Regions from separate parts of the Homo sapiens genome. Here region 2 is linked to region 1. The links are chromatin contacts, found by Hi-C or POLR2A ChIA-PET in ENCODE. All regions are on one chromosome and are shown on one strand. Each heading gives the region's core, a stretch centred on a gene start or an enhancer-like site at or near the end of the contact. The rest is flanking DNA. Distances are from core to core; before and after follow the strand shown.

What was found. Hi-C counts contacts between places; a loop is a spot of excess contacts on that map. ChIA-PET counts read pairs that join two places held with the same protein, here RNA polymerase II (POLR2A). Pooled maps may share reads with other maps.
Region 2: a loop to region 1 is called in a pooled map, with 2.1 times the contacts of the local background. The contact joins two enhancer-like sites. A Hi-C loop is called at or near these places in 1 of 168 maps with a recorded cell type or tissue (prostate gland) and 1 of 50 pooled maps. POLR2A ChIA-PET finds 5 or more read pairs at or near these places in 2 of 52 experiments (AG04450 and HEK293T).

Annotation. Positions count from the first base shown.
Region 1 is chr10:76,250,825-76,253,509 of GRCh38, reverse strand. The region is part of intron 5 of LRMDA (leucine rich melanocyte differentiation associated); the gene reads right to left. Among named protein-coding and RNA genes, the nearest start is that of KCNMA1-AS1, 640 kb to the left of the region's middle. RefSeq lists a silencer at 1,245-1,539. Within about 2 kb of position 1,314, at least 6 of the 41 ENCODE cell types and tissues checked have a DNase peak (open chromatin) inside an H3K27ac peak, as active enhancers do.
Region 2 is chr10:76,310,595-76,313,279 of GRCh38, reverse strand. All of the region lies in intron 5 of LRMDA (leucine rich melanocyte differentiation associated), which reads right to left. All of the region lies in intron 2 of LOC112268057 (a long non-coding RNA gene), which reads left to right. Among named protein-coding and RNA genes, the nearest start is that of KCNMA1-AS1, 580 kb to the left of the region's middle. Within about 2 kb of position 1,378, at least 4 of the 41 ENCODE cell types and tissues checked have a DNase peak (open chromatin) inside an H3K27ac peak, as active enhancers do.

The sequences.
Region 1 (2,685 bases), core at 65-2,564:
TCCACTCCCTTTCTCTCTCTCTCTCTCCCTCCCTGCCTTCTAGCTCTGTCTTTTAGAAACAGTTATTCAGCTGGTAGATCAGTGAGACCATAAACATTATAAATTGATTTCAATAAGACATCTAACAAAAATCCCCCATGATATTGCTTTGCAACAAATAAAATAAATGAGATGCAATTCATAGCAGATCAATTAACTACATCAAAAAAATGTTGATCCATGAATCAATGTCCTTAAACCTACCCACAGGACTCTATCCTTGCCTCCAGACTGTTGAATAAAACCCAGAAATCTGTTCTAACAATAGGCTAAACCCAAAGACCCATAATATGCAAAACAAAGCAAAAGTACCCACTTAGATCTGAAAACTCAATTTCCCAAGCAAGGGATGGGAGAGTTTTGCTGGGCAGTCGCTTATATAAAAATAAAAGCCCAGAAAGCACTGGTTGACTCTGAGCTATGTTACAATAACACACGGCAGATGCCTGGCCTCCCTGGAAGTTGCCCCGCTCATACACAACTGTCTGCATGTCCTGGGTGGGATGCGGGATGAAATGTTTCTTCCAATCCTCAGGTTCCACGAGTCTAATATCAATATGAATTCCTGCCTGGTGACCTGTGTGAGTATTGCTCAACAACTGTAGAGGAAGAATTGCAGAAAACGAAGGCGATTACAAGTTTTTCTAAAGCCACTGATTTTATCACAAGCCACATACAGAAACCTTCCCAATATCTGCTAATTACCAAAAGGTAGTGATCCTCCAATATCTAGCAGTAGGACACACACCCCAGCTGACCAAACCATGAGTTTAAGACAGGCAGAAAAACCTAACATCTCCCTACCATGACAAAGGCAACTAGAATTGCCAAATCCTATACACAAAACATTTAATTTATAACAGTTAAAACCTGGCCTCTGACCAAGTCCAAAAGAACTATGTCTTATTTCACTTGCTCTTGAATATGTCTCTTTCAGAGATAAATGGCTCTGCTCTTGGCCAGTCCTCCCCTCTGTGTGGTGTTTTGTTTAGCTGGGCTTATGACAAGCCAAGAGTTGATGCATCTGCTTGAATGTGTAATTTACCTCTCTGGTCAACTTAGCTTTTTTTTCCTTGACAATATTATGTCAAACAATCACATCACAACTGGCTCTGATCTCTTTGTTGTTAGCTAATAAATTAAAGAGTATTTATTATCTGCAATCCTTTTTTCCTCTTTTAATGGTGACACATTTGTGGTGAATTACAGGGCAGCTTTATAAACTAGGCTCCAGGCCAGTCTCAGGCCCTGCGTCCATGTGAACGTTCCTTCTCCCGGTTGGCCTCCCGGACTGGTGGTAAATCAAGGCAGCTGTCACAGTACACTAAGTTAGTGTGCGTCATTGGGGAGAGCAGGAAGCGTTGGGGGTATAATTCTGTCCATCAAACTAATATGTTATATCAGTAGCTTTGTAATCTTCTGCCATAACTTATGGGAAGTGACACCTAAGAATTCACTTTGAAGGCAATGTGTTTCTTAGACTTTAAGTCAAAACAGACCCGATTCACAGCAACAGTTCCTCTGTTTACATGAGTGGATTTCTAGTGCCGGGGAACCAGGTCCCTATCAATGTGGCAGTATTTAACACGCTCCACCACCGGCTGGACTCTGTTTACAGCCCTCACGGCAGGATTTGTAAACTTTTCAAACAGGGTTTCTTCTCTTCTTGTTACCCTTGCCTTAACCTCCAGTAGCGGGATAGATAAACATGCTCCTTGAATGTTATCATGACAAAGCAAACCTCTGACAGATGGGAATGAATGGGTGACCCATTTCCCTTGTCCGGTCCCCTTCAACCTTTGTCTTGACAAATGTGGGAAATGGCTCTGGAGGACAGAAGAATACTCACACCGCTATGATAGCACTGTCAGCTTTGTGCTGTTGCTAAATGTCCACATGATACTTAGAAGCGACGGGAGGGCCGGGCGCGGTGGCTCACGCCTGTAATCCCAGCACTTTGGGAGGCCGAGGCGGGTGGATCATGAGGTCAGGAGATCGAGACCATCCTGGCTAACAAGGTGAAACCCCGTCTCTACTAAAAATACAAAAAATTAGCCGGGCGCGGTGGCGGGCGCCTGTAGTCCCAGCTACTCGGGAGGCTGAGGCAGGAGAATGGCGTGAACCCGGGAAGCGGAGCTTGCAGTGAGCCGAGATTGCGCCACTGCAGTCCGCAGTCCGGCCTGGGTGACAGAGCGAGACTCCGTCTCAAAAAAAAAAAAAAAAAAAAAAAAAAAAAAAAAAAAAGAAGCGACGGGAGATAACCTTCAATGGACAGTGTGCTTTTCTAAGTCATGATATCAGTGTGACCAGACTTAGACCATACGTCCTCTGAAAGCAATGCGTTATTTTCTAGGATTTGCTGTTGGATTGTCCCTGTCTTCCCCCACTCTCTCTTCCTTGGCTGTTTTTCTCAGCAGGCCAATGAGAGAAGCCCTTTGGGGAAGATTAAGTAGTTTTGTGAGCTGCCATCTGATGGAAAAGAAATCTACAAGAACTGTTCAAAGGAGCTCTTCCTCCCCCAGGCACAAGACTAAATATGCACAGTAAAGAAATTTGAAAAATGCCTGCCCTTGCCATCCCCAATACCCCTCTGATTGATAGCAGAGAGGGTTTGCTATGATAATTCTACTTTGACAGGTCCCAGGC
Region 2 (2,685 bases), core at 129-2,628, 60 kb before region 1:
TTAAACACTTTCCATGTATTGATTTATTCAATCTTCACAAAGTTTCACGAGGAGTCACAACTCCTAGTTCTGTTTTACAGATGAGGAAGCCGAGGACCAGAGAAATTAAGTCCCCTGACAAAGCTCTCACTTAAGTTCTTGGGTAACTACTCCTTGGCAGAGCTGGGACACAAATCCAGGCAGTTTGCCTCCAGTTGCTGCTGTCTTGGCAATTACAATGTTATGCTGCCTCCCTTCCCAATAAAGGTAAATGTTAAATAAGGGTAAGAAACAACCATCTTAGCCACTGCTCATGGATGTTAGCTATGATTTATTCTTACTTCACTCTAATTTTGTTTAATATCTTATCTCTTCAACTGGACTTTAAGTTTCTTGAGAGGTAAAGCTCATGTTGTATAGCTTTTTCTGCCCTTCACAGTAGCCATGACAGAGACATGCCCATATTTCATAATTAAATAGGCATTATATGAATTAATTTTGCTTCTCACTTGTCAAGCAGAAGAGCACTACTGAGATCCCTTCTGGGAGCAAAAATTGTGAGATCCCTAGCTTCATTATAATCCGAATTCATCCATCAATTCACTGCATTATTGTGATGCTCTAACAACATTTAGATGGTCTCATCTAACTCAGACGAGAAGGCTACACGTGGCATATCTCAACTGGGTTTGTAGGACTGTCTTAAAAATGATATTATGTCATGGTAGTCCTAAGGGCTTGATTTATTTTGGCTTAAAAGAAGGAACTTGCCTCATGTGTCTCTTTTCCTCTCACGGAGGTTTTTTTTAATCTTGAGGGCTACGGGTCAAGTTCTGTCCTTGGAACCAAAGTACTTTTCCAAAATGAGTTGAAGCCAGCTCTGTCAGGCTAGGCCAGATCTGCTGTCAGTGCCTTTCCCAAATACATCAGACCCTCTGCTTGTAAAAATAAATTGATACCAATGCAAGAAATTTATTAGGAGATGACAGCCCAGTTCATAATGGAAATATGGAGAAAATATCATCCTTCAAAACTGACAGTTTATCCATCATGCCTCAGATTCCTGAGATATAAGCAGACACTGTCACATGCAATCAGCTGAGGACACATCTTGGATTTCCTTATGACAGGAAACTCTGATATAATCCAGAAGTAGGGAAGGACTCGCACTGCCCTTAATGTGCTCAGCCATAAATTTTTAGCATTAGCAGGAGAAACATGTAGCCAAGGAAATGAATGATGGGGGAAATCAGGAGGCCTGGGATTCTCAAAGGCCTCTTCTTTTCTCTTGGGGATGATGAACTAGGGATAGGGGTCAGAGAGGGTTACTGCACCACCATGAGGGACATCAATACCCTGTTATGTGTAAGCAGAGCCAACAGGTGGCAGGGCACCACTGCATACATACCACAGTCTGCTCTGTGTGAGGTTTGGGGACCTGGTCATCTTGCCCTGCTAACTGTTCAACTGTGGCTATTTTGCTTAGCTTCTTATTTATATTAATGAACTTGAGACAATTTAAGAGGGCCATTTTAATTAGGAGTAAATGCAAGTATATTTGTGGGGATCACAAGAGGCCTGATCTTTGCAGGCTTAATGAGGCGACCTACCCAACCCCATATGAAATAATTGTGTATTGTATTAAAAGCCGCTTTGGAAAATATAATCGTGGTAGTAAATTGGAATGAAATGAACATGGTATTAAAGGGGGAAAAATATTTACTGCCAATTTTATGGGGCCTTAAAATATTTATGTTTTAAACTTGCATTCTTTGGAGATTTGCTGAGTGTTGCTAGAGCTGGGAAACTTTTTTAATGAGATACGTGCATATTTTTCAAATTTACAGATCTTTTTTCACAAAAATAGAAAGTCATAAATGTGAAATGGAAACCTAAACAAGGCAAGTGCAGCCTTAATGGCCTTAGATTCTTAATTGACTCTTCATATTAGAAAAAATTAAAAGCACAGGAAATTTCATTTAAATGTGTGAATAATATGCAAGGAACTTTTGTTTTATGTCAGTTTCTATCCGATTAAAGTACAGAGCATTAGCATAAATGTGATAACCCAAATAAACTTGAGTTTTGCTGCATTTATGTTAAGTGGGCATGAATAGGATACGTGTGCATTCTTGGGTTACTTAAAAACAGAGTCAAATACTGGCTTTTGTTCTGCTTCCCAAATGAATCTCTAAGAACAGCAGGGAAATAAATTACATGTTGATCAAGTCTTTATTTCTTTATTCATAGGTACCAGGGGTTGAAAAAAAAATGCAAGTGAGTCTATAGTTCTCAGACACTGAATCCCTCTTTAAATGCTCTCACTCTTTGCAAGAGGCAAATGAACTTCTAATTGTTCACATTTGTTTCAGCCAATCTTCCTGATTCCCTTTCTCATGAAAGACCTAAAACTCTGTTGACTTTACATGTCCAAATTAAATATATCTGTGTTTTCCTTTTGCTTTCAATAAGAGTGCATGCCAGCATGACTTAACATTCATCCAGAGTTTATTTCAATATTAGTGGAAAACAAGCCATTTTTCAGTTTAATGAATAGCATCAGTGTCTCCCTTTTAACCAAAAATATGGCCTTAAACTTGATGGATCTCACCAGAAGGCACATTTTCAAATTATTTTTCTATTGGAGGTTATGAATATCGTTTCCCAAATTATTGTGACAGCTGTGAGGGGAAAGCCTGCATCACA